2 separate regions of the Homo sapiens genome follow, and region 2 is linked to region 1. A link is a contact called in ENCODE Hi-C or POLR2A ChIA-PET data. All regions are on one chromosome and are shown on one strand. Each heading gives the region's core, a stretch centred on a gene start or an enhancer-like site at or near the end of the contact. The rest is flanking DNA. Distances are from core to core; before and after follow the strand shown. Region 1 has its middle 150 kb from the start of LRATD1. Region 2 has its middle 190 kb from the start of LRATD1.

Evidence for each region. Hi-C counts contacts between places; a loop is a spot of excess contacts on that map. ChIA-PET counts read pairs that join two places held with the same protein, here RNA polymerase II (POLR2A).
Region 2: a loop to region 1 is called in a map of Calu3, with 2.1 times the contacts of the local background. The contact joins two enhancer-like sites. A Hi-C loop is called at or near these places in 2 of 168 maps with a recorded cell type or tissue (Calu3 and breast epithelium). POLR2A ChIA-PET finds 5 or more read pairs at or near these places in 1 of 52 experiments (PC-9).

The regions. Positions count from the first base shown.
Region 1 is chr2:14,778,289-14,783,735 of GRCh38, reverse strand. It overlaps a transcript of NBAS not described here. Among named protein-coding and RNA genes, the nearest start is that of LRATD1, 150 kb to the right of the region's middle. Within about 2 kb of position 2,420, at least 2 of the 41 ENCODE cell types and tissues checked have a DNase peak (open chromatin) inside an H3K27ac peak, as active enhancers do; they include PC-9, where a contact is called at or near this core.
Region 2 is chr2:14,824,926-14,830,245 of GRCh38, reverse strand. It overlaps a transcript of NBAS not described here. Among named protein-coding and RNA genes, the nearest start is that of LRATD1, 190 kb to the right of the region's middle. Within about 2 kb of position 2,870, at least 2 of the 41 ENCODE cell types and tissues checked have a DNase peak (open chromatin) inside an H3K27ac peak, as active enhancers do; they include PC-9, where a contact is called at or near this core.

The DNA of each region.
Region 1 (5,447 bases), core at 1,171-3,670:
CCCAAATGTCCAACAATGATAGACTGGATTAAGAAAATATGGCACATATACACCATGGAATACTATGCAGCCATAAAAAACGATGAGTTCATGTCCTTTGTAGGGACATGGATGAAATTGGAAATCATCATTCTCAGTAAACTATTGCAAGGACAAAAAACCAAACACCGCATGTTCTCACTCATAGGTGGGAATTGAACAATGAGAACACATGGATACAGGAAGGGGAACATCACACTCTGGGGACTGTTGCGGGGTGGGGGGAGGGGGGAGGGATAGCATTAGGAGATATACCTAATGCTAAATGACGAGTTAATGGGTGCAGCACACCAGCATGGCACATGTATACTTATGTAACTAACCTGCACATTGTGCACATGTACCCTAAAACTTAAAGTATAATAATAATAATAATAAAAAAAAGAATTTGGAGGAACTTTTTGTTCAGAGGCTCCAGCAATCTGACTAGGCTGAATAGTTAGGTCAACCACATTTTCCAGTACGTTTAGTCACAACAGGGTGACTAGTTCATTCATTCATAGTCAATTTGCCATTTCATTATCAGATTGAATGTGGAAAACCCAGTTTTATTTTTATTTTTTCTCTGTCTTTATTTTTTGACTTTTATTTTCGGTTCAGGGGTACATGTGCAGGTTTGTTATATAGGTAAACTTTTCTCACAAGGGTTTGTTGTACAGATTTTTTCATCATCTGGGTACTTAGCTTTGTACCCAATGGCAATTTTTTCTGATCTTCTCCCTCCTCCCACCTTCCACCCTCAAGGAGGCCTCAGTGTCTATTATTCCCCTCTATGTGTCCATGTATTCTCCTTATTTAGCTCCCACTTGTAAGTGAAAACATGTGGTATTTGGTTTTCTGTTCTTCTGTTACCTTGCTAAGGATAATGGCCTCCAGCTCTATCCATGTCCCTGCAAAGGACATGATCTTATTCTTTTTTATGGCTGTGTAGTATTCCATGGTGTATATGTACCATGTTTTCTTTATCTTGTCTAACATTGGTGGGCATTTAGGTTGATTCCTTGTCTTTGCTATTGTGAATAGTGCTACAGTGAACATATGTGTGCATCTGTCTTTATGATAGAATGATTTATATTCCTTTGGGTATAAACCCAGTAATGGAATTGCTGGGTCAAATGGTAGTTCTGTTTTTAGCTCTTTGGGGAATCACCACACTGCTTTCCACAATGGTTGAACTAATTTGCACTCCCACCAACAGTTTATAAGTGTTCACTTTTCTCTGCAACCTTGCCAGCATGTTATTTTTTGACTTTATCATAATAGCCACTCTGACTGGTGTGAGATGGTATTTCATTGCGGTTTTGATTTGCATTTCTCTAACGATCAGTGATATTGAGCTTTTTCTCATATGCTTGTTGGCCACATGTATGTCCTCTTTTGAAAAGTGTCTGATCATGTATTTTGCCCATTTTTTTAATGGGGGGAACATTGTTTTAAGAACAAGTTCTAATTAATGAATGCTTCCTAGCTTAGGAAGCAGATGCATGTTTTATAAGAGAAATCTGGAGTGCTAGGGGAGAACAGAGGATGTAAAGGTTGATTTTACTTGTTAGCCCAGGATCATGGAAGAACTTTAACCTGGGTTTGAAAGGTAAAAATAGGGGTTGGCCATTATGATGGATACCCCAGTCAGTGGAGTTTTATTAGTGGAAGGCAGGCTTCAGTAACAGTACACAGCCTGGCATGGTGGGTCCATGAACTTGTGGCGGGGGAGGAGGAAGAGACAGACAGGGTTGGAGCAAAATCATTAGGGCTATGACCATCATGCTAAGGAGGATGGACTTTGGATTTCATGCTTCAGGAGTTAGAGAATGGGTGTTGTTTAGGGGGAGAATTTCAAGAGCAAGCTTTCAGTTACTATCAGTGTCAATTAATTCTCTGCCTTTTGCACATCTGCATCTTAAAGGATGGGGATATTAAACACACTTAATGCCAGTTTTTTTTTTTTTTGTCACAATAGCTCATAGACATAGATCCTTAACATGAGAGTGCTTCATAAAAGTACTCTCAGGGAGGTCTCAGGGACATATAATGAGGGGCCCCAGTCTGGTTATGGCTCTCAGGAATGTCATCTAAAGCACCTTGCTATTCCCATGCTGATCGAGAACCACTTTGACTTGGCTGCTGCAGCCTTGCCTTTGGATTGAATAATGATGTCCTCTGCCATTTTCAGAAAAGAAATGACCAGAACCTGCCATGCTGTATTGGATTTTTTTTTTTTCCTGTAGATTTTTTTTTTAAGTAGCCCAGGTAGGAAATGAGTAGTCTCTGTCAAGAGCCTTTATTTAGTTTAGGCTGAAGTCCAGGCATAAAACCGTCATTAAAAGATGAAAACAGAGTAGTCACTTTTCAGGATTAACTGGTTCTGGGCTGTATTTGCGTAAGCAAGTTAATGAGCTGGAAAGTCTCATTTTTACAAGTGCTAAATTGTAAAGGCACTACGGAGACAGAGTCTTCAATGTTATTGATGTCTGTTCAAATGAGAGATGGAAATCTCATGGAATACCAAGGAAGCCTCCAATTTAAAATACGTCTTCTAACTGTTAGCAACATCATTTCAATCCCAGTAAAGAGGGAGATGGCAGAGAACATTTTTCATTTTGTTTATTGCATATTTTCCAGTATGCATGGATAATGCCAAATTACCAGCTAGAAAAAGTATTTCATGAAATTTTTCTGTCCAAGATGGCTGAAATTTTTAAATAGAATTGTCTCTCTAGTTCCCTTACTGCCTTCGCATCCTCCCTCTCTTTCTCTCATTCTCTCTTCCTCCTTTCCTTTTTATAAGCACCTAAAATATGCAAATAAAAATTTGTGACCAAATTTACAAAGAAAGAAAATGCAAGTTTTATTCTTAAGAAGCTCCAAGTCTATTGGAGGAAACAGATGTATAAAACACATAAGCAGATTATCACAGTGCAGCATGATAAAGATTTAGTACCAATTATGTACTGCCCCAAAAAAAGGTTCCCTAAGTTATTTGGGGTGAAAGTGGGGTTCTAACTTGTCCTTCGAAGATCTCTGGGAGACAAAAACAGAATGGTTCATCCCCTGGTGAATGTTTGATGAAAGCAAGCTTTATGAAGAAGGTACAACTAGCTATTCTTCCAAAACACATGGCTAATTGGATAATTGAGGAGAGTGAACGATTACCAAATCTTTGCATCTGACTTTTAAAAGAACTTTTATGCTTATGTTTGCATCTGGCAGTGCCATCCTAGAAAGTCTTAGCTCTTTAAATCAAATGAAGGCCTAATTTAGAAGGGACTGAGCATGATCGCCTCTCACAGAATTTCATTTCCTGCAGGAATGCAGAGTATCAACTTCCAGACTGAATCCAAAATCCAGGCTAAGTTCTGCTGCATAAATAGCAATTACATGATTAAGAGTTTTGGCTTAAAAGACATTCCATGTGTTTAATTTGTACAGGCCCATAGGTTACACTAATTTCAAAAATCATTTTTCATATCACATCTAACCATGAACTCTAATCAATTTTCAAGCCCAGGAGGAAGCTACTATTATCCCCATTTTACTGCAAAGTGTCTGATGTTTGGGGAGGTTAAATGCTTGTGTTAACACCACTAGTCTGAGTATGAAAAAACTGGAAGTTGCCTTTCTTTCAGTTCTGCTCTCCACATGTGGAGCAGAAAAAAGAGGAGACTGAAATGGGTTAAGATCGGGGGTCCCAGGGACTAGCACCTGGCTGGTCATTAGTGACAGCCAGTGACATATTGACAAAGAAATGGGCCCTTTGGGTCATGTGAGAGTTATATATGTAATAACAAACAAGAAAACTTCACGATACTATAGAATTCACTCATTCAGTCATCTGAAAAATCTTTTAAAATATCCTACTGTATACAATAAACTCTTGCAGACACTGGGGTATAGCAGTGAACAAAAAAGACAAAAATCTGCTTTCCTCAGGTCACAGCCCAGAATTGGGAGTGAGACAACAAACAAATATATAGTATGTGAGGTGGAGGCAAGTTTTGTGGAGAACACTAAAGCTGAGAAGGGTGGCAGGGGTGTTATTTTAAATAGAGGAGCCAGGAAGCGCTGATAAGGTGAGAACTAAAGGAGTGAACATCTGGTCTGGGAAAGCTGTTGTAGGCAGAGCGGATAGCAGGCACAAAGGCACTGGGGTGGGAGCCAGCCTGGTGGGTTTGAGTCACAGCCAGGAGCCAGTTTGCAGGGTGGAGGGAACATAGTGAGGAGCTAAGGAAATGAGGTCAGCAAGGTGCCAGAGCCTGTCCCTGGGGCCTGCTGACCTTGGGCTTTGCACTCCACTCAAACGGTGCAGAGGACTGATGTGAGCTATTGTATTTCAGCAGGTTTATTCTGACAACTACATTGAGACTATGCTGAAGGGGCCAAGCGCTGCAACAAAGATACCTGTTAGGAGGTCACTGTGTTAGTCATGGGAGGGAGACACAGTTCAATGAACCAAAATGATAATTCCTAATATGAGACATGTGATCTTGTCATGGACATCAGTGCCTCTGTCTGGAAGATGCCTACCCACTCTTTTCTGTTTCATCTTCAGCTCCTGGATATTGGTGTTCTGCTGATCCTTCATACTTTTCACTGCATTGATTACCTGAACTCTGCAAGAGATTTTGGACTCCAAATCAAAGATCAAAGCGTCTTGGATTAGTCATTTGATCTTGGCTTCTGAGGGCTCATTTGTAGAGTGGTGAGAATAATATCTAACTTGCTAATCTTTCAGAGACATTCTGAGAGACATATGCAAAAGAAACTTGTAAATAAAAAGCACTGTACAAATTAGGGGTGTTCATCTACTTCATAACATTACTGTTATTTTCCTAATGATGCTACAACAATCTCCATTCCATGAGCATCAATGTGAACCATCTATAACCAATGCCTTTTCTTTGTCCCCCAATCCCTATTGTTTCCTGAACTTATTCATGTTATTTTCTTTTCTTTTTTTTTTTCCACAATGTGTCTCTCATTTGTCCTTCTTTTTTAAACATCTGAGTCCAGGTCCTTGTAGGGTGATATTGAGGCCATTCAAATAACTGTTTGGGGAACTTCCCTGCATCCTGTGTTCCACACTCTCCCCCAACAAAATCTAAGTTCTCTTGGCCCAGCAGTTGGCTTCCTTCCCAATGCAATCTCTTCCTCTTCTTCCAATCTCATTTCTTCTGGTCTGGTACATGAACCCCATGGTTCCAGGATTTACTTACAGTCACCCACCATATCTTATGTTTTCCTATTTCTATGGTTTGGATTAACCACTTCAGTTTGAAATAATATCCCTTTCTTTCCTCCTGTCAAAAACTATCCAATCTTTCCTAAAGCCTTTTCTGTTGCTCCTACTAATTCCTCTGTTACTCCTAGTACCCTAATTCCTCACTCACTGAGTCACTAAGTATTTGTGC
Region 2 (5,320 bases), core at 1,621-4,120, 46 kb before region 1:
CCTAAATTCCAGAAAGAGACCTAAGAAAAGATGGCCCCTCTACCTCTGCTCATTGCTGGATATTGTATAACAGAAGCTATTTAATGCCTGGAATTGTTGCAACCATGTGTGAATGACAAGGGGACACAGCCTGAAGGCAAAGCTGACACACTCAGAATGGGATCGTCAAGAAATAAAATCTGTATCCCAGATGATGCAGCTGAGCCACAAATTACCCAAGTGAAACTGGACCAGCCTCTATATTTCCCATTCTTTGCTTAAGGGAATTTGAATAGGCCTTTTCTGTTACTTGCAACTGAAAGAAATTTAACCAATATGTCTTTGATAAGGCCTAGGACTCTCAATTTTAAAAATTTTCCAAAAGATTCTGATGATCAGCCACGTTCGGAAACCACAAGACTTAAGTTTCCTAAAAATGAATGCGGAGTTTTCTGATAGGTATGTCAAGATGTTTACTCACTCGGTTTTTGTGTGGCCAGGTAAGCCTTGTGGCAAATGGAGCCCCTGAGGGAGTTGTGCCAGCTCAGGAGTAGCCTTGCCTATTTGCTCCAGTATCCTGTAAAATACCAGTTTCTATGAGTGGCATGGTGTGAAAAAAGTTGAGGAGCACCAGAATGCTGTCTTTAAGCACAGTGTGGTGGGAAGGTAATAGGACAACATCACCAAAGATTGCTCTTTGGTGCAATCTTAGAAATGTACTTTGTCCATTTGTTTCTCAGTTTTATCATCTATGAAATCATATAAAGTTGGCTGTTTTAATGATGAAGAATGATAATAGTGAGGATAAATTGTGACAATTTGGGTGTGACCTCCTAGTTGCCTTGTTCTATGTATTCTTTATACTTTCAGTAGTAGATACAGGAGAAGATTGGTACTAGCTGTGCATTTCAGTAGAGAAACACCCTCATTCATTCTACGTCTCTGGAAATAATAATACTGACAAGCATTATTATTGCTCAGCAGGAACAGATAGGTGTTTCTAACTCTTTCAAAGCAGTCATGAAGCACATGTAGACCTGAGCAGCTGAGTTCAGTGTAATCTCCCTTTCTGACTCCTGAGCCCTTACGTACCTTAACGTTATCCATTAACCTGGGTTCTGATCCTTGGCTTCTTCTATTCTGGGCCTCATCCTGTCAGACTTCTAATAAAGACCTCTGCCTTCCTCAGGTGACTTTGAGTCTTGACTCTGTGAAAAAAAAAAAAAGAAAAACAAAAATCACCACCAGGCAATTAAACAGAAAGCATTAATTGTACAGTCTCATTTAAAAATAATTCATATTCACACAAAAGCAATCTGTTTCTATCATCCAAAGATTCACTCTTAATGTTTTGTTATATTTTTATTCAGAATTATTTTGACATCCATGCTATTTTGTTTAAATAATAATTTCAACCCCAACACCTATGAAACATCTATGATTCTTCTCTTTCTCTCCCTCATCTTTTCACTTCTAATCCATCAGCAAGTCCTATGGATTGCACCTCTGACTGCATATAGTTAGTTAAATTCATTCACTTCTTCCTGCTCCACTGCCACTCCCTCACTCAGGCACCATCATGTCCTACTTGGTCCATTCCAACAGCCTCCCAACTCATCACCTTGTTTTCACTCTTGTTTCATAGAATTTATTTTTTTTGCACAGTCATTAAAGTGATCTTTGTATGTGTTAATTAAATCTTACTCCCCTCTAAAGAACTTTTCTAAGGCTTCCCATTGAGCCTAGAATAAAATCTAGATTCCTCTCATGTGGTTTGAAAGACCCAATGTGGTCTGACTCTGCCTAACCTCTCCTCCTTTTTCCACCCATGTCACTCATGGGACTTTGCACTTCCTGTTTCCTCTGCCTGGAACATTAATCCTCTGGCTTTTTCATGGGCTGCTCCCTCTCATCACCCAGGTGTCAGCTCAAATGCCCCTTCCATGGAAAGACCTTTCCTGCTCACCAAACCCAAGTAGCCTCCATCAGCCACTTGTTATCAAACCAACCTGGTGTATTTTCTTCCATACGCACATCACATTCTAAAATTGTCTTTTAAAAACGTTTATTTATTATCTATTTTTTTTCTAGAAGGTAAGATACAGGAGAGCCATGTCCACCTAATTTATTTACTGCTGTACCCAGTGTTTCACATAATTTCTGACCATATACAATCAGTATCCAATAAACATATGCTGAATGAGTAAATGAATGAATAACTGAGATTATAGTATGTTTTTGTGTTTTTCATTTTTCACTTTCTAAAATGTTAAGCCAAAGTTTATTTTTTAAAAAAATTTCAAAGTGTCTTTTTTTTATTATTGTAAAAATACTTAACATAAGATCCATCCTCTGCACTTAAGTACAGTATCAAGCACAGGCACAGTGTTGCACAGCAGGTCTTTGGAACTTACTCATCTAATAGGACTGAAACTATTCCTGTTGAACAGGAACTCCCCACTTCCCCTCTCTCTAGCCCCTGGCAAACACCATTCCATTCCCTGCTCCTCTAAGTTTGATTATTTCATATACATCGTATAAGTGGAAGCATTCAGTATTTGTCCTTTTGTGACTGGCTTATCTCACTTAGGATAATGTTCTCTAGATTCATCTATGTTGTCTCATATGACAGGATTTCCTTCTTTTTAAGGCTGAATAATATTTCATTAAATGCATATACTGCCTTTTCTTTATCCATTCATCCACTGATGAACATGGAGGCTGTTTCTGTGTTCAATATAATTGAAATCAAGATCTTGAAAGGATGCCTGCACTCTCATGTTCATGACAGCATTATTCACAAAAGCCAGTGTTTCTTCAAGCTGAAAAAATGCCCACGGACTCCCAAGTGTTGACTCATGTCTACACAAATGTGAAATGCAGTTACATTCCTCATGCTTGTAATTCTTATATGTATCTAAAATCAAAACATGTTTACAAACTACATACAGAGCTGCAAAACAAATAGAATTTGAATTAACAATATTAACATGATAGATGATATTTTGATGAAACCAAATCACCACTCACAATGTGAGTAAGATGCAGTTTCTTTTGAATTCACAGAACTATCTGGTCCTTGCTCTGTGGTGGTTCAAATTTTTCCTGACTTTTCTGTCTTTGAACTACTATAAGACATTAACTTGTACATCATGCTGTGTTATATTTATTTGGAATGAGTGTGATATATTGGAAATAGACTTACCTCTGGTCTTTTCTCATTAACCTTTCTTAATTAAGTCCTGCTTCTGGGTGCAATGTGACCTTTAACCTATAGAAAATGAGGGTAGTGGGATTGTGTTGCAGGCTTGTTTTTAAGGGGATTCTCTGGATATTCCAGCATAGCTTTACAAAGAGTTGGAACATGTTCTCTAGCATTCCAGGAGGCATCTCCAGGAGAAAAGTAGTCAGAGGCAGGGGCTGGACCAAACTTCTTCCTAGCGCCTGTGAGTGACAGCAAAGGCCTCACTTTGGGACTGGAGGTTTAGGGTAGGGTTGAATGGTAAGGAGCAGGGCTCTGTGAGAAGGCCAGCCAGACTGCAAGGGAGTGCCCTACAGGAGCATGATGTGATCTCTTCCTCATGACTCAGTCAGCCTCTCTTGTGCACTAAAACACCACAGTGTTTGTTGAGCTTGGATGCCCTGAAGCAAACAGTGATGGGCAGAGTTCTGCATGGAGCTGCCATGAGAAAGGGACAGGAAGACAGATGCAAGAGGAGAGATTGGCATGGCTTGGAATTTAGCCACATCTACGAACTGAATTTTTTCAAATCCCTACATGGTATCTCATTTATATATAATATCTCACATCCCTTCCACTAAATAGCATCACACACATACCACATCCCATTAAATACAGTGTCTTATGTATGTGTGTGCATTTACATATTTACTTATATATTTATTTTGTTATAAAAGTCAATGTTTATTCAGAATAAATAGAAAAGCACAACTAATTACAAATTTTAAGATGCCAACAAATACCTCAAACATCACAAAATCCAATATTTTAATTTTACATAATTACAAAGACTTGTGACCATGTGAACACATTGCTAGCTCCTCCTCACCCCTTTGAGCTTTAGAAAAAGTTAGTGCCAGTGAGAAGCCCTGAACTTGTTTCTCATTAGTTCACAGTGTATTAGTTATCTATTGCTGTGTAACAAATTACACCCTCCTCATTTAGCCTCTTGAAACAAAAAACATTTATTACTTCACACAGTTACTTATGGTCTCATGGGTACTAATTGCCAAACCTATTTGAATCCTGGACTATTGGATTAAAAAGTCTGTATTATTATCCATAACCTCTGTAGCCCCCAACACATCCTGCTCACTCGTATCTCATCGATTTCGTGCAAACTGCTTTTTCCACCTGGAACACCCGTGTCCTTTCATGTAACGTTTCTACCTGGCAAATGCCTACTGACACCCAGCCTAGTTCCTGCCTTATTTATGAAGTCTCATTAAGTTCTCTGGGATGACTAGGGGTTTCCTTCATCTAAACTCCTCTAAACCCTACCTTTCCCCCAATTTAACAAATTTCTTGGAGAGTTTGAATTGCTTAGGTATTTGCAAGGTATATTATAAGTTGCTGGAATACAGGGACCATTTTTTTTTCTTCCCCAAATCCACAATAGCTGCAAAAGCCCTGACGTGAGGTTGACAGTAAAGATCTGTTGCATGAATGAATGGATTGCCCTAGATTCTGAGAGACGAGGCTCATTTCTAAGGCCATATGCCATTTGTATTCTGGATGATTAGCATTTAGTTAATGATTATAGCAAATTACTGGGGCTACAGGGAGTCAGCTCCCTTCTGGTGAAATTTTCTGTCTAGAGAAAGGCACTGGGGCAAGTTAACCATCAGTGAACTAGTGACCATACGCTACCTACTTTATATAGATAACAACCATGTTCACCAGATTGATATTGCACTTAGAACCTTTTCATGCCAGTAGAACCTGCAAAATTCTATTCTATTCCAAGAGGAATAGAGCTTTACCAAGTGAGTTGCACCTGCAGGTGGCCAGAGCCCCATCGTGGGTCTGCCCAGCCCACTGCATCATGAAGCACATTGATGTTCCTTGTTCAGTAGCTGGATCTCAGGTGGCAGAATCAGCAAAGATGAGTTAGGAGATTCCAGCTGCCTGCCACACCCCGACAAGCACCCATCTTTTCCAGATGCCAAATATATCTACTGATTTTAACAATTTTCTTTCTTTCTGTGAATTAAAATACTTTATGTGGAAATACATGAACCTAGGGCACCGAAAGAACAGAAAAGAAAATCTCAAGCATTCTTCTCCAGGTACCCCTTGCCTTGGACAGAAAGGTTTTGC